Regions from separate parts of the Homo sapiens genome. Here region 1 is linked to region 2. Evidence: read pairs that join two places in POLR2A ChIA-PET (ENCODE). Cell type or tissue: PC-9. All regions are shown on one strand. Each heading gives the region's core, and the rest is flanking DNA. Links, peaks and the distances in the headings are about the cores only. Region 1 overlaps GALNT10 (polypeptide N-acetylgalactosaminyltransferase 10). Region 2 has its middle 54 kb from the start of MFAP3.

Region 1 (10,488 bases), core at 2,489-10,488, 110 kb after region 2:
TGAGTCCAGAGTTCCTTGTAGCATCCCTAGCTGTGGAGGCTCCATACTGGACACAGCTCCAGGTCAAGGGGGAGTGTCCTACCCTAGTGCAAACTCTCCTTTAGAATAGCTGTAGCCCATTCTAAAATAGTGCTTGACATTCTGCCTCTGCTTGGAGAAAGACCTCGTATTTCATTTGCAATAGATGCCAAAGACATCCTGATTTTCATTTCTGTAGACCCAGATGGGTAGAGAAGGTCAAGGTTAACTGCCAGTTTGGCCTGAGCTTTCAAAGTAAATTACTCACTTGTGCAAGAGGGTATTGATAGAGTAAGGCAGACTTTTGGGCAGGGAGAGAGAGGGGAGCAACAGCTGGGTGCTGCTCAGAGCCCCTAACTGAAATGGATAGACAGGCTCATCTGGGAAGATCTAGTTTTTGTTCATTTCTTTTTCTCTGGAATAGCATGAAGAGGAGGAGGAAGAAGTGGTGAAGGGGGTTTGGGGGTTTGGGGGGAATACCAACTGATTATTCTTGCTTTAAAGAAAATCTCTTTGCTTCATGGGAGCAGCAGAATGGAGCTGTTTCCCCAATGATAAGCTCTTCTAGGTGCTACAGGATTCAGCATTCATCTGCTGCCTTTCAAGAACGCCCTGCCAAATTTCCACACAGCCCCTTTTTGTTTCACTCTCCCACAGATGCAGAGCACTGGGCTTGGCCCCCAGTCCGTTGTTTGAATGTCAGCTGGCCTTGAGGAAAGAGGCTGACTTCTCAGAGTGATGGTGTTCCATCCCTCATCCCAGTGTACTGGAACATACATGTAACATGCCAGGCTGCTATCTGGGAAATCTGGCATCTTGAGCATACAGAGCTTTTTCAACAGGGCTGACCAGTTCTGAGCTCAGCCTGTCATTCTTGTAATTGTTGAGAATCATCTTTGAGCATCTCGTTGATCCTTCTGGTAGAAATAACTGCAGAGGCTCTGGAGGGAAGTCTGACAGGACTTTATCCAAATGAAAAATGTGTTCCATATGGGTTTGAAAGAAGATTCTTTGAGAGTAACATATCCACTACTTGAGTAGTCCTCTAACTCCTTGATTTCTCCACTGGATTAAAGAACGGAGTTTCAAATTTATAGTGTTTATCATCTGCTAGAATGAAAGTCTACATAACTCATGCCAGCTCATCCTGGGAGTACCTCTGGAGCTGGGTGGGATAGCTGATTTATAAAGGACACATAATGCTTCTAGGATTTCAGCAGTCATCTGGTCAGACAGTTGGCTTCTTGGGAAGCTGCAAAACCAAGCAAGAAATGCCAGCCTTGAAGACATCTTCCTTTTAATTTGTGGGTCCCTCTCATTCCAAGCCCCAATCTGTTTAACATCTTGGTTTAATTCAACAGTCTGTTTCATATTCCAGGTTTGGGACAGGTTATTAAAAGCTCAAGTTAGAAACTCAGTGCAGTCTCTCCTCATTTCTGAGCCATAATCTCTTGTTGAAAAATGACTTCACTGGATAAATAGCATATGTGGAATAGAAATTGGTGGAATAATGGAATACCGGTGACTTTAATTTTCAAGTATCAGGATTTCTTTCTCATTGTGTTAGAGCTGAACTTTATTCTTAGAACATCCAGAAATCAATGTTTTTTTCTCTTTTTTCAGTCTTCCTGGTGGCAGAAGCCTTGCCCATCAGAAAGTTAAGTATAGAAATGTAGCCTTGGAACGATTTCCTTAATTTTCCACAGAAGGGCTAGTATCCTTTAGCTTGCTAATCACTCCTCTGTCTGCATGCCCAGGTGAAATCTGATGCCACTAGGGAAGGGTTGTTGATTTGCCAGAACAAATCCGGCTCCCTACATTCTTTCTGTCATTCTTGGCTTGCTGTCTACCAAGGAGTCCAGCTGAGGAAGGCCTGGGAACAGAGACCTGGCTTTTAGTCCTTTCTCCTGCCCTAAACTCACTGTGTGTCCTCAGGAAAGAGGTTTAACCTCTCTGGGCCTTGGATTCCTCATCTGCTAAGTGAGGCTTAGATTCAGAAGGGAAAAGGCAAATGCATATTGTAACGATGCTTCCCCTCCCATGGCCAGGGCAGACATTGCTAATCAACCTTTTCATTACTAATACCAGACTTGGGCTCAGACTGTTTCTCAGCAGGGCTACTCAAGTAGAGTTAACGACATATGGAAACTCATTAGCAATGTAGGGAATAGATACTGTGTTAGGGCTTTTCCAACTCTTACATCCTGAGGTTCTGTGAGTATGCTTGGAAACACATCTGAATAGTGATAGTATATTTAAACAGGCCTCTGTATCTAACTTGTAATGAGGCCACAACTTAAGGGTATGTTCATATTTGAATGTCTTTTCTCAGGCTGTAGTCTAAGGATGTTCAGCCTTTGATCTGTTGGTTCCAGTGACACGGTAACAGATAACGGAATCAGGAATGAAAAGCAAAAGCCCATTTAAAAGATAACCATCTAGCTTGCTAATTGTACCTTGTCCACAGTCAGCTCTTACACAGAGATGGCATCAGGATCTCCTCACTGAATCAAAAGCACCTTGAGGCAAACCTGGCAGCTACAAGTAAGCCCCATGGCAGCTAAATGCTCCTGACGGTGTTTGCAGAGGTTTCGTGTTTTACATATATCTGACCCTCTGCATCCCATATATGTGTCAGAACTGGTAAGGGAAGGCCTTGAATAAGAGTCTTGTTTCTCCAGAGAACCTTTCTCCTCATGCGCAGTGGAGTGGGGAAAGGAGGTAGCGCATATACACCTGAATTCCCGCAGCAAGAAGTGTATCATGGCCTCCCTGCTGGAAATGTCTTAAGGTAGGAACACATCCTCCTCTAGCACAAAGCACAAGATTTGGCTCTTGGAAGACAGGATGTGTTTGCTGAATGATTGAAATATATCAGAGCAGGCAGGGGGCTGCAGAAGTCATCTAGTCCAATCTCCTCAATTTGTAGGTATGAAAACTGAGGCCGAGAAAAAGGGAAACAAATTAAACAAGTTCCCATAGGGAGGAACGCAGATCAGAATCCATTCTCCAAGTTCTTGTTCTATTTCACCATGAGAAATTTTTTCCCTCCATATACTAATATTTGATCCTTCTCTACCATTATTTCTTTCAGGAGCCAAGATTATCACCCCAAATTTTGGAGGCCACTGCTTAATGAGACCAATTATCTGCTGGAACCTATCTGGCTATTTTTTTGTAGATCTATTTTTGTACATTTTCTTTCCAACATTTTATAGTGTTTTGTTTTTGTTTTTGTTTTTTTTTGAAACGGAGTTTTGCTCTTGTTGCCCAGGCTGGAGTGCAATGGCGTGATCTCGGCCCATCGCAACCTCCACCTCCCAGGTTCAAGTGATTCTCCTGCCTCAGCCTTCCCAAGTAGCTGGGATTATAGGCATGCGCCACCAAGCCTGGCTAATTTTGTATTTTTAGTAGAGATGGGGTTTTTCCGTGTGGGTCAGGCTGGTCTCGAACTCCCGACCTCAGGTGATCTGCCCACCTCAGCCTCCCAAAGTGCTGGGATTACAGGCGTGAGCCACCATACCCAGCCTCATTTTATAGTTTTAAAAGCAACTAAAATGGATTAAAATTTAAGGTGGCAAAGGGACAAGAGTAGAGGAATTAAAGGCTGGGAAGTACATGGCACCATTACTGCTATCCCTGACAGACAGAGAGAACTTGAGCCTAAGAACCACCTCAGATTCTCTATCAGTTGCAAGTAACAAAACAAATTGAGCCATGTGGGCTGAAATGAGTAAGGGAATATATTGGCTCCTGTGACTGTAGTTGGCTTCAGGTATGGTGTGATCTAGAGGTTTGTGGCATTGTCAGGGCTCGGTCTCCTTTCCTCTGGTTTCTGTTGGTTCTGACTTTCTCTGTGTGTTGGCTTTGTTCTGTTTTGAGGCTCCATGGCAGCAAAAAATGGTAATAGCTCTTTCAGACCTCAGATCCACACCTAGATCCTAGAGGAGAGGGTCTGTCTCCTCTGGTAGCTTCTACAAAAGACAGAGAACATCTTTTCTATAAGCTCTAGCAAGATCTTAGGTCTTACCGGTCTACTTTGGATCTAATGTGCTGTCTGAACCATTCGCAGATTTCAGGAGGAGAAGCTGTATTGATTGACTTAACGTACCCTAGAGCTAGGAGTGGAGTCAGGTTACCCAGATCTAAGAAGAGCAGTTCCCCAGAGAAGACTCTGGGTGCTGCTTTTGGGAAGAGGAGAAAGATATCTAGAGAAGAAGCCCACAAATATCCACTCCAGAGTCCTGCTGACACAGTGTTCCAGGCAGTAATCACTCCTTGGGGATGAGATTTGGTCCTGGAGAGAAAACCCCTTTGCCACCCTGGACCCATTTTTGGGCACCGAACCTGCAGTCTGGAGGTCTGTGTTCTCATTCCAGCACTGCCACCCCTTGGCTGAGATGATTAGCTGTGTGGACCTCAGTTTGTTGCTGAGGACGGCTTGGGTGCAAATGCTTGCCAACACACAGTGGAGGGTGGAGATAAAGAGCAATTGAAAGCTGTCTTTATTGAATCTTACTTACCCGTTCTGCCGCTGCCTTCCTTTCCCCTCACAGACGTCCCGAGAACTGTCTCCCCTGCCCCCATACACACTAAAAGTCAATTCATTGAAAATTTCTCTCAAGCTGAAAAAGAACTTCTGTCTCTGCAGCTTCCACGTTTTTTCTGCCTGGCCCTCTTAGCTGGAGGAGGTGGAGTGTTCATACTTTGGAAGCTAGAGGAAGCTAAACAATTCTGCTTGCTGTGGTGGGTGGGTGTGTATTTATGCGTGTGTAGCTTTCTCTCCATGTGTCTCTCTTCTCTCCCTCTTATCTTTGAATGGTTCCTGTTTGCTGCCCTCTGCTGAGTGTAGATAGGAGAGAAAAGAAAAAAGCAGGCCTATTTTTTTCCTTCCCTATGGCTTTAAGAGAATGCTGAGCTTCAGATGTTAAATTGTCTTCAGTTTTCTCAGGTGATGAAAGCCACAGCATAAAATGATACTGATCCAAAGAATGATGATGATATGGCTGATAATGAGGTTGATAATGTTAATAGTAGTAATAGCAGTTACCATTTATTTAGCACTTACTCTGCTAGGTCCTTTACCTGTACATCTGTTAAATATTGTTGTAACCAGGTAGGAAAGAAGGAGGGAACTGAAGCTCGAAGAGGGGCAGGTGCTTGCCCAAGGATGCACAGCCTGTAGTGGTGGAGCTGGTATTTGAACTCTGACCTAGTGCTGAGTCCTTAACCACCATACTTCCTCCATATCTGAGCAGGACAAAGGACCTGTCTTCCACCCCTGCCCGTTAAGCCCTTCCTGCAAGCCTGGACATCTGAGCAGGTGAGAGGGACCATTGCCCTAAGACAGCCTCTTCAGTAGCTGAAGTGGAGCACATAAGGTCATGTGGTGGTGGTGTGTGCTGGAAGAGAAACCTCTACCTCAGCCTCCTCCTGTCTCCGTTCCTCTTGGTTTGAGGCATGTGGGGCTGCGTATAGTGCTCTAGCTTTGGAGCTACACTGCCTGATTCAAAACCCGAGGCTTGGGCAAGCTTGACCTGTGTGCCTGGAATTCTTGGTCTGTAAAATGGTAGTAATGTTAACTGTGGCAGAGAGTTCTCTTGAGGGTTCAGTGAGTCACTGTGGGTAAAACCCCAAACACAATGCTTGGTACAGAACAAGTGCTTGGTAAACATGGTGATGCCGCTGCCTTTGTGAAGTGCCTCGCCTATGGCAGGGACTCAATTCTCTGTGGCTTCCCTTTGGCGGAGGTAGGGAGGGCTGCATAACATTGTCTTTGTCTAGAAGGTGAGCAATTCGAAGATAAGTGGTTGGCTTAACAGCACAGGGTTCAGAAGAACTGGAAGAAGCCAGGTGGGTGCAGTCTCTGATTATTGGAGGTGGGAAGGAAATTGTGCATGCAGAGGCTGCTCTTGGTACCCCTCTTCCTGAAACTTCGGAATGCGAAGCAATTGTTGGGGATGCCTTCTCAACTCCCACCCTGGGACAACCCAGACCCTCTGTATCCTTCTAGATTCAGCTCATAGCCTGCTGCCTCCAGGAAGTGTTCTTTGGTTACTCCAGCCCCCAGGGGTCACTCAAGGGTCTTAGCTCCTCTGAGCCTTGATTTTCTCATCTGCCTACTTAGATCAGAGGCCCTCTAGAAGATTTCTAACATCCTTCTTCCCTGCAGCCTTGCCCCTAGACCTGACTAACTCCTGCCAGGGCAGCCTAGGTTAGCATTCTTCCCAACCAGGGCCCGGAGACCTGTATATAAATCTGTCACGCAATGCTGTAATTGTTTTTAATCTGTCCAGACTGTCTGCTTCCTAAAGGCAGGAACTAACCTCTCTCTTGGTCACTCTTGTTTGCCTAAAATATTTGCTGAATGGCTGAGGGGGTGAGTGAGTAAGTGAATCATATGGTTGGTACTCAGTAACTGCTGGCTGCATGCTGGAAGCTTAGCCTTAGGAATGGTTCTTCTTGAACTTCAGGGTGCTTCACAATCCCTAGGGAGCCTGTTAAGGATGGTGACACCAGGATCCATGCCCAAAGAGCATGAAGGGGCTGGTTTGGGCTTGGCCAAGGATCACATATTTAACAAATCCTACTGAGGGTCCAACAGGGAACTCCTCTCCACCCACCTGACAGGAGACAGACCTCTCTTTCCCCAGGGACCCACTCCATTCTCCCCAGGAGTGCTTCAGGACCCGCCCTTGAACTTCTGTTCCTGGGAAGTGTGTTTATCTGCAGCTTCCCAAGTTGTCAATCAGCACCCACAGGGGAGCTCTGTGGTACTTTTAGCAGTGGCACTGTATCTGATGCAAGCAGATCAGGCTCCAGTTCAGGACAGGGATGGGAGGTGCACTTTGGAATCCCTCTCCTGTGGGCTGCGAGGATTGGCTGGGGCGGTAGAGCTTTATTTTCCTTTGATGCCCACAGTCTGCTGCTCTTCCAGGATGCGTGCTCTGCCTTCCTGCCATGGGCAAGGATGAGGTAGGTGCCTCTACGTGGGTGTTGGGCTGAACTAGGGGGTCTCTTGGGAAGGGTTAGTATTGTGGAGACCCTGTAAACCTCTCCCTTGTACTGGAGAGAGCAGAGGAGAGAGTGTGGAGTTGGGAACCAATGTGACCTGATCCTCAGGCCCAGCTCTGCCACTTGCTGGCTCTGTGCCTGACCTCTGGGGCTTCCTGCTCCTTCTCCTAAAATGAGCAAAGTCATCACTACTTCCTAGTGTCATGGTGATGATTAGATGAAATTAAATAACAGTTGTGAGGATTGAGGTACAGAGAGGTCAGGTAACATATCCAGGGCCACGCAGCTAGGAAGTGATGGAAACAGGATTCCAATCCAGCTGGGATGCTTCCTTCCGGTATCTGCGCCAGCCACTGACTGGATGGTCTGGGGCGAGTCTGTGGGTCTGCCCCTGCTCACAGGGACTTGCGGAGGCCTCAGTGGGAGGTTATCACTGAGACCCCCATGAGCCTGGTTCTTGTTGTTGGCTCCAGAAAGCTCTTTCAGCTGAATACCCAGGCAGCCGTGCCAGGGCAGGGATTATAGCAAGTCCCATGTGCCGCCTGGATGCTGCACTCGGGCAGCCTCTCACGAGCCCAGTTCGCCAGGGTTCTGTGTGTGTGTGTTTGTGTAGGTCTCCCTTGTGAGTTACAAATGTCAGCCTCCTCTGAGAGGCGGGCTGCTGAGCAGAGGGGCCGACAGGGGCTCCTGGAGGGAAGGGGGTTTCTTCGAGGGAACAGGTTGGAAACATCTGGCAGGGGTGTGTGTGTGAAAATTACGTCCTGCTGCTAAAGCACATTGTATGTTCTCAACTGAAAACTGTTATTTTTTGCATGTTTCCTCCTGAGTATTGATCAGAGTCAGCTGCTGAGAGTTAAAATGTGTATGTGTGTGTGTGTGCCTATTTGTGAAATAACCAGTTTCTAAATTTGGTACCTAACTTCAGTGAAAAGTTAGTAATTCTGTTCTTGGAGAGCCAGGATCTGTCATTTGGATTTGTGGTTATTTTATTAATAATAAACTTTAATGGCTATTTCATTCAGAGAGCTTCTTTTATTAATTTCTTTGACCTTTATGTATTTTTAATCACCTTACCTGTATACTTTAATGGAAGTTGCAAACTGGTGGCCTGTGGGCCAGATGCAGCCCAGAGATACGTTTTGTGTGCCTTGAACAGTGATGGCCCATAGATAGTTGGGTTTTTTAATTTTTAAATGTTCATATGTTACCAGTACCTAACCATGAGAATATTTCCTATTTTAAAACAATTCTATACTAATTTCTGTTTTTTTTGTTTTTGTTTTTGTTTTTTTGTTTTTTAATCAAAGTTCAGCTGCTGAGTTCAGGTTCAAGTTTTGTAAGAATTTGCTGGATGTGGGAACAGCTGTCTCCTCTAGACAGACCCTAGCTCTCCAGTTGGCCACCACCCCTGCTGCACTTAGTGGTCTCAAACCTGGGCACTTCACCCTTTCACACAACTGGCCAGGCTGCAGGAGACATTCGACTTTGGGAGCCCTCCTTTATGATATGCAAATTCCCATAGGCTTTTCCCAGTTCTGCCTCCACCAGTATCACGGTGGAGGCAGGGCAGGGCTTACGGTCCCCACTTCACAGATGCAAAAACTGAGGTTCAAAGAGCATAAGTGACACGACTAGTACCAAAGCCAATAAGTTGATGCTAATCCTTCTGTCTCTAAGACTAATGTACTTTTCAGAGAAAAAAAAATAATTACTTGGAAGTGTAAGTATATAAACCTTAGGCTCTGACAGACTCACTTATGTTTATATTTAGATGATTCTTGCTCTATCTCAGCTCAAGAAACCATTTGCCTTGCTTCTGTCCATTTCTAGGTATCTGAATTTCAGGTCTACCCTGTCTAATAAAGTTTTGTTGTTGTTGTTGTTGTTGTTTTTAGCCATGTCAGGGGCTGCTCTAGATTTGTTAGAAATGATGTAGGTACAGGCCAGGCGTGGTGGCTCTCACCTGTAATCCCAGCACTTTGGGAGACCAACATGGGCAGATGACGAGATCAGGAGTTTGAGACCAGCCTGGCCAACATGGTAAAACCCCGTCTCTACTAAAAATACAAAAATTAGCCGGGTGTAGTGGCGCACTCCTGTAATCCCAGCTCCTCAGCAGGCTGAGGTAGGAGAATCATTTGAAGCTGGGAGGCGGAGGTTGCAGTGAGCTGAGATCGCACCACTGCACTCCAGCCTGGGTGACAGAGCAAGATTCCGTCTCGAGGAAAAGAAAAAAAAAAAAAGAAATGATGTAGGTACAGAATCCACCTTGTTTTCTGCCTGTGCTTCCTGGCATGTCGGGAAACCCCAGAATGTATCTTCCTATTATTGGGGAAGTGTTAGGATCCATTAAATGAGAGTGAAGACAGGTTTCCCAGCAGAAATGGTACATGCTCCACTCCCTGGTCTGAGGGGACCTCACAGGCACCCAGGAGGTTTCTAGAAAAGAGAGAACCTGGATGAGAACAGCTTAGGTCCCCCCAGAGGCAGCTGAACATAGCCACTCATGTCTCTGAGAGTAGGGTTCATTGCCGGGGCAGGAGTGGGGGTCCCTCTGCCCGCCATTTCAAGAACCTTCCCTTGGAGGCTCCAGGTGGCTCCTGGTGTGGCAGTGGGGCATGGAGTGTGGGGCACAGCTCGGTGTGGTGGCCAGGAGTTAGCTTTGTCCTTGAGCACTGGCTCCACAGCAGAAACAGCAATGATCATTAGTTTATTGAGCTCTTACTGCGTGCTATGCACTGTGCCCATCTCAGTTCATCAGCACTGTAATCCCAGGGAGTGAGTGCCCTTACTGTTGTCATTTTACAGATGGGAAAACTGAGGCTCAGGAAACTTAAGTCACTTCCCAGGCCTATACAAGAAACAAGTGGTGGGACTCAAACTCAGATTTCTGACTCTCCAACTTGTGCTCTTAGCTACCATGTTTTATTGACTCCTCTGGGCAAGTCTTTTAACGTCTTTTGGCCTCCATTTCCTCACCTGTAAGTGGGAATAATACCTTCTTGGCACACGAGCAGAGTCAGTTTTCCCACCCATAACTCTTCCTGCCACCCCTCCCTCGGGGCGGTTGTCAGACACTGGTGTGGTGTGAGCTATCTTTCCCGCTAGGGTGGGGCCTCTCTGCTTGTGGGGGTGGGGTCTCCCAGCAGAGTCAGCCTGGGGTGTGCCTCTCTGCTTCTCCCTTTCGCAGCCTAGACCCCCCTCGCCTGCTATTCTGCACTCTGCCCTGGCAGCAAGAGAGGCAGCTGAGGGCTCCTGCCATCCAAGCCCTGCCAGGGAACAATGGGGCACGTTAAGAAGGCTGCCAAGTGCCAAGCCAGAGGTATTAAAGGGACATTTGATTAGTTTTAACTCTAATTGTCAGGCTTTTGCTTTCTTTTGTTCTCTGTAGCAGTTAAGGGCGAGGGGAAGCCCCGGTGTGAGTTTCCTCCCTCTGTGACTTGTATGGACTCTCTT
Region 2 (13,177 bases), core at 2,933-10,932:
TCTAAGCTCCAGGGAACAGCAGGGTCTGACCAATGTTTTCCTGGAATCATACCCAAAGCCAATGACCTCCTTCCTTCTAAGTTTGAGTCTCCCTCCTGGAGCGTTGCTCTTTCCCTTTCTTTTGTCGGTGCCTCTTTCTTTTTCCCTTTAGCTCTCTGTTTCCTTCTGGCTCTCAGAACTACTCTCCTCTCCCAACCCCTGCAAATTTTCCCACCTCTTTCTCTCAAAACTACCATACTATGAGGTACTTGTATAATTAGGTGTTCATTCCTTAATTTGTGAGACATTTACTGAATATTTTCTAGGTGCTAAGAATATAGAAAAGAATAAGATGGGCTCCCCGTTCTCAGGGCAATGGACTGATGAACAATGGAAGGATCTTCCAAACAACTATAATATGGTCCGACAAATGCTTTTCCAGAAGTACACACAAGCGTGGGTGTATACGGCAAGTGCCAAATTCTGGCTGGGTGGGGCCCAGAGGAGCAGATGTTGGGCTTGAGACATGAGGAGTGAGTCTAGGTTTTAAAAATAAATGAATCATTCAATCAACTGTGTAGTTCTTGATCCTCATTCAAACACCTGTGACTTAAACATGCATTTGTGAAACAGAAACCAACATTCCTAAACTAACTGACATATGGTGTGTGTAACCCCCACTTTTTCCCTCCATATGTCAGTGACCAATAGGAAAAGGAGCTTCCCTCCTGTGGGGCTCCTTAATCCAAATGGGTGACTAAAGTGAGGATGGATAGGGAACTGAACCAACAAAGTGATTAGAGAAGGCACTAATAAGGCTCCTCACCCATACTAGCTATAGAAAAGGGGGCCCTATGCTTTACAATCTCTAAGCTTTATTCTTAGTGATGAAGCTAAGGTTTTCAAAATAATCCAGTGCCTTCTGTCTCCCATCTCTCTCCCAAACCCAGAGCTGGAGAGTAAGAGAGGCATGGACCTGAAGCCAGACCCCCTACCCAACCGTTGATCAGACTTCACTCTGGACAGATGAAAGGTTTGAGCACTTTCTGAGTGACAGCTCACAGAGCTGGCATGTTACATTTAAGCCATTTACATTTTGGAGCCTGTGAGTCTGTCAAAACAATGCCACCCCCTGCTGTGACTCTGGCATAATAACTGGCTTGTGCAGAGCAAATCTTGACTCAACTTCCATGTGACCAACCATGTGAATGTGTGCAGATTAAAAGACAGAAAGAAACGAGATTTTTATTATTTTTTTTTTAATCTTTAACAAATACAGGCACCTTTTGGTCCAGGTTTCCCTCTGATTCAATGTCATGCACTAGTAAATCTGGATCTGAGACAGCCCAGTTTATCTTGGAGTATTAAGGACTTAGTGAAGCAAAGAAAACTCATTCTAAGGGTTTAAAGGAAGTTAAAGAATATCCTGTTACATTTTCAGGTTAAGGATCCTAAATGCCTTATTCACTGGTATATTCCATGGATTTGCCCAGGGTCTGATGTGTAGAAGATGACCGACAATATTCGTTGAGGGAATCAATGTTTTCAACAACACCATCTCTACCACTCCACCCCCAAAACCATACAAGGTTTCCTGCCATTCATCTATCCCTGGTAGTGTTGTCATCCATACCGCCTCCTCACATTTCTTAGAGAGCTACTTTGGATGATCCATCCTCATTTCATTTCTGAGTAGATTTACATCTTGCAGCTGAACCATTCATTCACTCTTTCATCAACTCTATGTTGTGTGGAGGGCCTATTTGGATCAAACACTTAATTAATGACAAAATTACAAAGGTAAGAGGCATATGGAAAATACCTTTGATAAGACTATAGTCCAGTAGAGAAGACAGGAACATGGGCCTCTAAAATCTAGGGTATGAGGCTCGGAGGAGATGAATAAAGACCAACATAGGAAAGAGAGGGAAAATTCTCAAGGGAACCCTAATAAGGTGTTCAGAGAAATGGAAGATGTCTAATTTGTGGGTATTAGAGCTTGGGAGTGTGTATCAGTGAAGGAACTATAAGTTGGGTATGTGTGGCGCAGCTAGGAGAATTGTCCGTCCTGGGTTGCCCGAAAACAAGCTAGCTAGGACCAGGATCCCCCCTCCTTCTCCACACCAGAAGGGCTGCCCCCACACTCAGCTTTCTACAGGACTGCTGGCTTCCTTCACCTGGGAGGGAGGACTCTAATTTTCTATGCACCGTAAGATGAATTGCAGGACAGCTGGTGTCCCCACACTATTTCTTTACATGGTTGGCCCCATAATTCTGGACTGATAGCACCGAGTAGCCTATGTGTTCCACCCTCTTCAAAGACTGTTTTCTCACTTTTGGTCTACAAATGGGAGAAGAACAGGGCCCACTTGGTCCCTACTGGCAATCAGATCCTTACTGCAGGCCCAGAAATGGCTCCTCCCTGTGAAGTATAGAAGCACCAGCTTTGTAAGTTTTCCATTTCCTCAATAAACCTTATTCGTTGTGCCATGTCAATCAATTTAAACCAAACCATGATGCATCATAGGCAGAGATCCACAAGGGTCCACCTCATATGACATGGGCCTGGGGACCCTGCAGAGGTAGGCAGCAAGGGTATCCTGGTGTGTGCAGGGTATGAACTATCCTGGTGTGTGCAGGGTGTGAACTATCGTGTGTGCAGGGTGTGAACTATCGTGGTGTGTGCAGGGTGTGAACTATCCTGGTGTGTGCAGGGTGTGAACTGGAGGAAGGGGGAATATATTAGGTTGGTGCTGCAGTTTTTGCCATTGAAAAGAAATGGCAAAAACCACAAGGACTTTTGCACCAACCTAATAGTAAAGAAGAGGGGATAGTGTGCGCTAGGAGTCATGGGACTTGGGACAGCAGGGACGGCCGGAACCTCTTTTGGGCAAGGCCTTTGCAGCAGACATCTGTTGTTTCTGCTTGCCTGCCTTCTTCCCGTTCTATTGCTAATAGTACATCAATGTTTCTCTGAAGAAACTTCCTTTCCCATACCATGCAGTCTGGCGGGCCTGTTAGTGCTGGCCATTCTCTGGCCAAGGAAAGAGCTAATTCATGCCATGAGAACCTCTCAGGGATTTAAATCCTGAGCACAATCACCAGGAACTGAAAACCATGGCACAGACTCACCAGATGGAGTCCCTAGGGAGTGAGTCCATTCTTGCCCTGGATCCCTCTGCTAGCCCTGCTTGAGGTGCCCACCTTTCCTTTGATTCTGTCAGCCCCACAGTCTTCCACCAGGTCCCCTTTGGGCCTGAGTTAACTTGAGCCAATCCGCAATTTGCAAACAAAGAAGCCTAGTGGCCAGTCTTGAACACTGAAGCTCACTGAGTGAATGCCATCCCAGGGCAAGAGTAACATTAGAATACATGCCTGATGTCTGTATGGTACTGTGCAGTTTCCTCACACTATTAGAGATATTGAAAAGTCAGATTCAGAAAATTTGGGGCCATCTGGCTTAGTGCTGTGACCTCAGACTCCTGCTGGGGATGTTCAATTAGAGAAAGAGATGTGTTGGTATCAAGGATGGCTCTTTATCTTTCCAACTTTTCTGAAGCTTGATAAAGAAATCAAAATTCTGTGTGCATGTGGGTGTGTTTCTGTGCCCAAGTGTCCTTGGGTGGTATTCCAAGAAGTCAAGCAATTTATCTGTCACTGTCATTTGCAAGAATTGCTCTTGGTTGATAAGATTTAAACCCAGCACATCCTCCAGTGCCTGTTGACAACCACTCCTGCCTGGAGCTCTGCCTGGGATCAGTCTTGCTCTGATTCTGCTCCATACTTTACTGCATTGGGTCCTGGAGATAAGAGATACCTAGCATGATTCTCAGACGATGTCCTCTTGAGCAAAAGCCTTTAAGCTTCCAGCTCACCTGCCCACATTCAGGCAATGAGCTACACATGTCCATCCCTTTCCCAGATTCCTCTCTACTGGGTAGAAAGGAGGAAAGAACCACATGAATTGTCAGAAGCACAACTCCAAAGCCCTTGAGGAAAAGGGCAAACTGAAAAGTTGCTGGATCTCTAGCTACATGATCACTGGGGCTCTACTCCTTGGTTTTGTGTGTAATCAACAACAGAGAATTTTGTTCCTCACTGCAGTGGGTTTTGCCATCAAACATAGTTGTCTTAGAGTCCATTGTCATCTTACCAAAGATGCATTCTGTACAATGCATACTGGATAAGGAAATTAAATCCAGGCTAGGAAAGGCAACTCAAGGTCACTATTAAATATATGGTCTGATTAATAAGGACATTTTTAATCATCTTAGAATCTCAGAGCCAGAAGCAATTTTAAAGGCCATCTATTTTCCAATTTTCATGTAATCCCCTCAAATTAAAAAATACATATACATGGATATGCGCATATTGGATGCTTATAGGCACTATGCTAAGTATTTTATATGTATTCTGTCATTGATATACTCTGAATCCTTACAACAACCCTCTGCAATAACCACCATTATTCTCCATTGTACAAACCAGGAACCTGGGGCTCAGAAGGTTTGGTCATTCACCCCACGTCATGCAGCAAGTATGTAGCAGAGCCTCTTCAGAGAAGGTGTCCCTGTAGCTCCTGGCCAAACCTGACCTGCGTGTGTACCTTAAAATTTTCCAGTATAGCTTCAATAATTTTTTTTTTTATTTTTGAGACGGAGTCTCCCTCTGTTGCCCAGGCTGGAGTGCAGTACACGATCTTGGCTCACCGTAACCTCCACCTCCTGGATTCAAGTGAATCTCGTGCCTCAGCCTCCTGAGTAGCTGGGATTATAGGCACCCACCACCACTCCCAGCTAATTGTTTTATTTTTATTAATTATTTTATTTTATTTTATTTTTGAGATGGAGTCTTGCTCTGTTGCCAGGCTAGAATGCAGTGGCACAATCTTGGCTCACTGCAACCTCCTCCTCCTGGGTTCAAGCGATTCTCTGCCTCAGCCTCCCAAATAGCTGGGACTACAGGCATGTGCCACCACACCCAGCTAATTTTTGTATTTTTAGTAGAGATGAGGTTTCACCATGTTGGCCAGGATGGTCTCGATCTCATGATCTCGTGATCCACCCGCCTCGGCCTCCCAACGTGCTGGGATTACAGGCGTGAGCCACCGCACCCGGCTGGCTTCAATAATTTTAAATGGAGGGTTTAACATTAGAAATATTCAGATTTGCACCTTTCCCTGAAAAGTCAGAAGACCTGGCCACACTGGGCTGGCATTCCTACATGGGAAGAATGAGCTCAAGCCAAGTAGTAGTCACCCCTTCAGACACAAATCAGATCACTGCAATAACCTGCTTAGGCTTTTCAATGGCTCCTAATCACACTTAGAATAAAATCCAAAGCCCTCACTACAGCCCACAGGGTCAGGCCTCTGCCTGCTGCTCCACTCTCGTCTTGTCTGACTCTCTGCTCCCCCATGCTAGCATTCTCTCCAGTCCCTGTACTTAAAAAGCCCCGTCCTTCTTCAGGGCCTTTGCTCTTACTGTTTCCTCCTTTGGGAAAGCTATTTCCTCTAGTCTGCCCATGTCTGACTTGTACTAAGCCTTTTGCTTAAATACCACTTCCTCAGAGAGGCCTTCTTGACTCCTGTAATAAATAGAATAATGCCTACTCCCCCTCTTGAAGATGCCCACATCCTAATCCCCAGACCCTGTGAATGTGTTACCTTACATGGCAAAAGGAACTTTGCAGATGTGATTAAGTATCTTGAGATGGGCAGATTATCCTGAATTGTCCTGGTGAGCCTGATGTAATTGCAGAAGTTCTTATAAGAGGAGGGTGGGAAAGGCAGAGTGAGAGAAACAGATTTAACAGCAGATATAGAGGTTGGCATGATGTGAGGAAGCGGCCCTGAACTGAGAAATTCAGGTGGCCTTTAGAAGCTGGAAAAGTGAATTTTCCCCTCCAGAATCTGACCTTTTCTGTAATCCTAAAACTTCTCTAAAAAATAAAGTCTATGAATAGTAATAAGAAAGAGAGAAAAACATGCAGACCCCTTTGGTTTAAATCTGGGTCAGGCACTTGCAAGTTGGGAACTCTTAGGAAGGTTATTTAATCTCTCAGCCTCAGCTTACTCGGCTGTAATATATGTCTCTTTCTACCCACCCGATGGAGCTGTTGTGAAAAACAAGTTAATGCCTAGTGTAGTTCCTGGCATCGTGTAGCAAGCACTCATAAGTATTAGGCTTAGGGATGGGGGGGAAGTGGAGATGTTGTTTGTTTTCTGTAAACACTCAAGAAGACATTGAAATTTTACTTGCTGGGAAGCTGTTGCTCAGAACTGCCTGCAGAATGGAATGTCATGCAGAGAATCTTGAGCCTCCAAGAGGAATGCAGCCCTGAGACACCTTGGCTTTAGCCCAGTGAAGTTGATTTTGAACTTCTGACCTCTAGAACTGTAAGAAAATATGTTTATGTTGTTTTAAGCCACTAAGTTTGTGTCAATTTTGTACAGCAGTAATAGGAAACTAATACAACCACTTATTTTAAAATACTCCCTTCCCCATTACTAGTCTCAAACTTAACCGTTTATTAGTGTCCATCCATGCACTTACCACAACTTGAAATTATTGTATTTGATTGTCTGCTTGCTTAGTTTTGGTCTCTGTGACTGCTAGACTGGAAGTCCCAAGAGGACAATACTATGTCTTTCTAGTTCATGGCTGTTATCCCAAAATAGAGCAACTGTCCAGCAACTGTAGGAGCTCAGCAGATATTTACTGAATAACTAAATTGGTTATTAAATAGTTTGCCTCGCTATTGATTTCAGGTGCCCTCATTTGAGTATATTGCAAGTTGAAAATGTCCCTACTTAAAGGTGGAATTTATGCTTGAACTCAGCCAGGTGCAAGTATTTCTCTAAAGCATAAGAAACAATCAGAGATTTTAAGGAAATCAGGCAGCAAGCCCAATGACAAAACAGGCAATATTCCCAAGATAAATTCATGTTCTGTTTCTTACATGCTTGCTACTCTCAGTGTCACCAGGGAGCTTGTTAGAAATGCAGAATATCAAGCCTCACCCCAGAGCTACTGAATCAGAATCTGCATTTTAACAAGATGTCCAGAAAATCCATATGCATGTTAAAGTTTCAGAATTGCGGCACCACATATTTGATTAAAGGGAAGTGCTCTTCAGAAAAACGAGCTACAAGTATACCTTCCATGGGCAGATGCAGCAAGCACTATCAACCCCATCACAGCCTGAGTGAGCCCTGACTCAACGGCTCTATGCTGCCATATCCCATCACCTGCTCACTAGGCTGAATTCTCTGTGGAGCCAGACAAAGAGGTGATGAATTTTTAGGCACCCATAAGTTCAATCAGAACTAGGCTTGAGCAGGGGAAGAAACCCCTTCCCACCAATGATGGTGGTAGTGGTGGTGGGGTCTGGCTTTGTTGACTCCTGCCCTGCATTATTCTTCCAGGAGTGGAAGAAACTAGAAACTACTGAAAGCCTCTAGGTAGCTGGGTCAGGAGTAAGCCTACTGAGCTACTGCTACCCAGAAAAACCCCTCACACCACCCCATGTGTCCTACAATAAATGTTTGCTAAAAAAATGTGTTTGTTAGTGCAGATGGGACCCCCGTATGCATGGATTCACTATCTCTGTGCTTCAAAAAGCTCTTGTTAGTCCTTTCCAGTGGCCAACACTCAGTGCAGCATGTGGAGCATAATAGATATGTAATAAATATCTGTTGAATGAATAGTGAATCTACAGATGGTCTGTTGGGAAAACTGAGCCATACTGTTCTTATAGTACCTACCATTCTTCACCTGTATTGGCAAGTCCTTGTAGTAGCAAATATCAGAAACCCAACCAAAATACACTTGAATGAAAAAGAATGTACAGGTGCACATGAATACAGTTTGATTGTGGGTGTATATTATATCCTTATGACCTAATTTCTCTTTTTCATTTCTCCCACAAATGATCCTGTTCTCAGACACATTCTCCCTTGGGCCACAATAGAGCTGCCACTGCTCCTCATACCCTCTCAGCTTCAAATTTATGAACTCTCAATGCAGGTTTCATTGGTTCCCACTAGGTAACATTCTCATTCCTAAATCAATCCCCTGGGAAATGCAATTCAGTAATGGGTTTAAGTCTGGTCTTAGGTTCCGCACCTGCCGTATGGCAGTGGGGTGATGGCTATCCATGCTTGAACATTCCTGGAATGTTCTCCAAGCAAAAGCTCAGAGAAATGAAGGTCATGTTCAGGGAACAGTGAGGTCAGAATAAAATTGGGATGAAAGGCGAGGGTCAGATTAGGAAATATCTGAAACTTCAGCCTAAGTAATGTGCCTTCAAGGAAGCTATAGATTGTAAAAATTAAAAATATATACCAGGATAAACAAACTATGGTACATCCATACAATAGAATATTACTCAGCAAAAAAAAAAAAAAAAAGAAGAAGAAGAAGAAATGAGCTATCAAGCCACAGAAAGACATAGAGGAACATTAAATGCATATTGCTAAGTGAGAGAAGCCAATCTGAAAAGACTATGTACTACTGCATGCTTTTAAATATATGACAACTGGAAAAGGCAAATCTATGAAGACAGTGAAAAGATCAGTGGTTGCCAGAAGTATGGGGAGAGGAAGGAGGGGATGAATAGGTGGGAGACAGGGCATTTTTAGGGCTGTGAAACTTTTCTGTATAATAGTATAAGGTAGATACATGTCATTACACATTTGCCAAAACCCACAGAACGTGCAACACCAAGAGTGAATCCTGCTGTAAACTATGGACTGGGTGACTATGATGTGTCAGTGTAGATTCATTATTTATAATAAATAAACCACACTAAGGCAAGATGTTAGGGGAAACTGAGGTGGGGATAAGAGAGTATATAGGAACTATAATTTCTGCTCAGTTTTTCTGTAAACGTAAAAATCTCTAAAAAATAGTCTATGAATAGTAATAATAAAAGAAAGTGGGAGAAAAATGCAGACCACTTTGGTTTAAATCTGGGTTAGGAGCTTACAAGTAGGGAGCTCTTAAGCAGGTTATTTAATATCTCAGCCTCATGTTACTCAGCTGTAATATGTACTTATTAGTACCCAACTCATAGTGCTGTTGTGAAAAACAAGTTAATGCATGAAGCACCTGGCATCATGCAGCAAGCACTCATAAGTGTTAGGCTTGGGGGTTGTTGGGGAGGTGTCTTTTGTTTTCTGTAAACACTCAAGAAACCATTGAAATTTTCTATGCTGGGAAGCTGATGTTGAGGACTGCCTGTAGAATAGACTGTCACTCAGAGAAGTTAGGGTCAGGAAGATAAGTTAGGACATTATTCTGAGAGGAATGTGGACATTGCTGTAGAGATAGGGGAGGTAATGATGGAAGAAGTGTTGATTAATGGGGAATATGAAGAGGAGCCTTGGAAGGAGAACAGGGTGCCTTGAATGAAGACCAGAAATGTTGGGGTTTGGGGGAGTAAGCACTGGAATCTTAAACTGATGAAAGAACTGTCTGGATTACTGAGATCATTTACCCCTTCCTCTCCAGCTCAAGATAGTCTTCGTGGCTGACTGCCATACAAGAATCCTAACATCATTTCCTTTCTCCAAAGCAGAAAGTGGAGTTTTACACAGAAATTTACCTGCTAGCTACACTGCTGCCTTGACATTTTAAGTGGTACCTGCCCTTCTGCGTCAGACATTTCCCTCAAATGAGAAAGTGACAAGCTTCCCTAATGGGCGTTTGTTCGAATGTTCAACCAAGTGAGAACTCGGCTAGAGTGGGGAAATCTGGCGCCTGCTGAAGACAAAGGGAACATCAGCAACAAATATATTCAGAGCAATTATCTTGGGGACCTCCCACCCAGTGTCCCCTCCCTTAGCCAAGCAACATCTTCAGGAGGAAGGCTGAGCGCTGGCTGTCGTGCCTCCTCCCTGCCTCCTGCTGAGTCACCATAGCAAATTGCAGCAGACAAATAGAGCAGCCTCAAAATTGGCAAGATCAGGTCCTAGGGAGCACAAGCATTGGCCTTTTCAATTTGAAAATTTGAAAATTTCAATTTTTAAGACAAATTGGCATAAGACTCTCATAGAAGAAAGAACAGTAAAGGTCGTGTGGACCCATCTTGCTGTCCTGTGATTGAACCCCTTCTGTCATGTTGTTGCCATGTGGTTCCCTAGCTATGCTTCAAGCTTACATCCAGGGACAGGGAGCTCACCACTAAAACAGGGCTACCTGGTTAATTCAAGGGCTTAGAGCTAACCCATTAATTTTACAGCTGGAGAATTCAAAGCTCCATGAGAAAGTGCCTTGCCTTTAATTGCCAGATGAGCCAGGGGCTGACCTTCCCATGTATTCTAGAACCCCTCCTTGAGCACGTTTACCAGGCAGAACATGATGGTTAAAAGGTCAGGTTCTCGTGGTGTCTGGCAGACCTGAGTGCAAAACCAATCTATTGCCCTCGGTCAAACTATTTTTTCTTTTTAAGTTCCAGGAGTTTTTTTTGACTAAAATATAGGGACAATAATTGTACCTACTTACTGGTTTGTCATAAGGATTACATGAGAAAATGATACAGCATACTTATCATACAGTGCCTGACACATAATACACGAGCAATAGTGGCAACTACTAAATATAATTGGTACTAAATTTGCTTATGTTTACCTACCATTCCAGTTGAGTATTAGAAATCATATTTACCGTCCTGACCCTGGACTGCTCATTATTTTGTTCTGTGTAGATTCCAGGGTCTGAGAGAGAGCCAAGATGAATATGGCCTTCCAAGAAGACATGCTGACAAGAAAAGACTCAGAGTGCCCAGGAGCTTCCCCTTCCTACCAACCCTGCAGCCTGGAACCCTAGCCATACCTCTCCCTGACTGTGGACAGTACAGCCTTTGAGCTGAGCCAAGCTGCTCCCCTGGCGATTTCCATAAGAGTACCACTTATCAGCACCTTGGACAGCATACAAATGATTCTGCATCTCCAGGTAAGGCAGGTGTCAGTTCCTTGACATGATATAGGGTTGGTGGCAGCAAGAAGGGTTGCAGAAATCTTCTTTCCCTGTGACCAAATTCCTAGGGAAATTGCACATACAAGGGAATAAAGCACTCAAACTGAGAATAAAACCTCCCGTATGTCTGGTTTTTATTCTCCACTTCCCACAGAAAGCCCACTGCTTATTAGAAATTTGGGATACAAAAAAACAAATAAGGATGGTATTCATTCCAAAGAGAGTGATTGGAACCAAGTAGGTGCATTTCACAGGACTGGCTGATTTGCCAGCTCCGTTTCTCTGGCATTGTTACAATTACAGCTATTCTTGGGGATGTAATTCATTATGGACCCCATTATTCCCAAGAATCAGAGAAGAGCAAAAATCAAAGGTTTATCATCTGGCTGTGGCATGTAGAACACAGCAGGCTACCTGTTGGGCACATCCAGGTGGCAATCAAAAACCAGAGCTCAGGGACAAATACACATTCTGCTGAGCTCTTCCGTCTACCCAGAAGAAATGATGCTATTTGCATCAGGGAAAGAAGGTTGCTGGCCCTTCTGTCAGCCTTCTGAGCAATTTTTAGTCATCTGGCCAACAAAGGTTGAGCTGCTGCATGTAAAAAAGGGGGCATAGTCACCTTCACTCCCAGAGCTCAGAGGAAGAAGGACAGTTACTACTATGTGCCAGCATTGTGTTCAACATCTTATATGTGTAGGAGTGGTGTTATTAAATTCCATTTAGCAGAAGACAAAACTGAGGCTCAGAGAAGTTGTTTAGGATTCTTTCCATGACAGAACCCAATTTTGACTGGCTTAAATAAAAAAGAGAATACGTTAGCTCAAGTAACTCAAAAGTCTAGGGGTAAGTTGGTCTTCAGGTATGGCTGGATAGAGGAACTAAAACATGTCCTGGCAGTCCATCGCTTGCCTTGGCTTTCCTGTGTTGCCATCTCCACTACTTCCTCCCCTCTCTCCCTGGCCCTGTATATACACACACACCAACATAGGCTCTTGCTCTTGGTTGCAAGATGGGAACCACAAACTCTTGGCTTCATTCTTCTAGCCTAGCAACCCCAGTGAAAAGAGAGCTTCTTTGTCTCAATGGTTCCAGCAAAAGTCCCAGGACTCACACCCATTGGCCTGGAGTCAGTGAGGTGGGACAAGCACTGACTGGCCATGCCTGATTCAAGGACCCATAGCTGGAGCTGGGGGAAAGCCTAGCACTCCAATATCGCACTGGTTGAGAGATGGAGCAGGGTTATTTCTGCATGAAATTCGACTTGCAGCTTCAAAAGAAGGAGGAAAGGAGACAAGCAGACAACAAAAACCAATGTCCATTGTAGCCACCCTGCTGACAAGCAGCTGCATTCTTCCCACAGTCACATGTGTATCACTAGTGCACATTTGGCTTTATCAGGCTTCTGCTCTGGGACCATGCTATGCTACTAACAGAGATAATATTTTATGTTCCCAGTGGGTTCCAAAGGAGAAGACCAGAAAATTATGCTAGGTAATTGAGATTACAACCTGATACCTTCTCCAGATCAACCATTTTCCACCCTTGGGCTGATTGATAACCAGGAAGAAAGTGATCAGGGTTGTTCTGATGAAAGGACATATAACTTATTATCCTGCCCAAGGAACCCACATATAAAAAGTTGTGCCTCTACTGTGTTTAAAGTCTTACATAATACATTGAATTCAGAAAAAAAAATGACAAGGAATAAAGGACTATTTAAGCCACTATTCTTGCCATCAGGAAGTAAGGAATAATTAATTTTTTTCACAATAATAGCAATTGCTAAATGTGTACCAAGTGATTTACACATACAGTTGCTTCATGTAACCTTCACAACAATCCTGTGTGTGTCTAATATTAAAGTAGCCATTTGATCCAGGCTTGGTGATATTAAGTTGCTTGCCTGGTATCCACAGCTAGCAAATGGCAAACCCAGGATCTGAACTCAGGTGTCTCTGATTTGAAATTAGTGTTCTTGACCACATGCAAAAATCTGTATGAACCCCCATTCTTGCTAGGAGACAAGGTAGTTTCTTGGAGAAGGTAGCATTCGAGCAGTGTATCCATCAGAAACTTTTGGTTGTACATGACAGATTCCATTCATACTGGCTAAGCAGAAATATAGGAGTTGGTTTTTGTTGTTGTTGTTGTTGTCCTATGTAAGTGAAAACCCCAAGGAGAGATGGAACTGCAAGCACAGGCTGATCCAGGGTCAC

What was found. Peaks named below come from ENCODE experiments on the same cell type or tissue, not always from the same donor. Only the 100,000 strongest peaks of a DNase experiment are listed, where the experiment ranks them.
Region 1: POLR2A ChIA-PET joins it to region 2 with 5 read pairs; 2 of 35 experiments call an interaction of 5 or more read pairs at or near these places.

What each region holds. Positions count from the first base shown.
Region 1 is chr5:154,192,676-154,203,163 of GRCh38, forward strand. All of the region lies in intron 1 of GALNT10 (polypeptide N-acetylgalactosaminyltransferase 10), which reads left to right. Among named protein-coding and RNA genes, the nearest start is that of GALNT10, 7.2 kb to the left of the region's middle. RefSeq lists enhancers at 10,216-10,488, 10,289-10,418. In PC-9, for the core only: CTCF peaks have their summits at 4,868 (motif pointing left) and 5,072; DNase peaks (open chromatin) are centred at 4,896, 5,246, 5,666 and 6,376; H3K4me3 peaks cover 881 bases; H3K27ac peaks cover 3,438 bases.
Region 2 is chr5:154,086,338-154,099,514 of GRCh38, forward strand. No RefSeq gene overlaps it. Among named protein-coding and RNA genes, the nearest start is that of MFAP3, 54 kb to the left of the region's middle. In PC-9, for the core only: no CTCF peak of the experiment used is centred there; DNase peaks (open chromatin) are centred at 4,514 and 6,264; H3K27ac peaks cover 2,127 bases.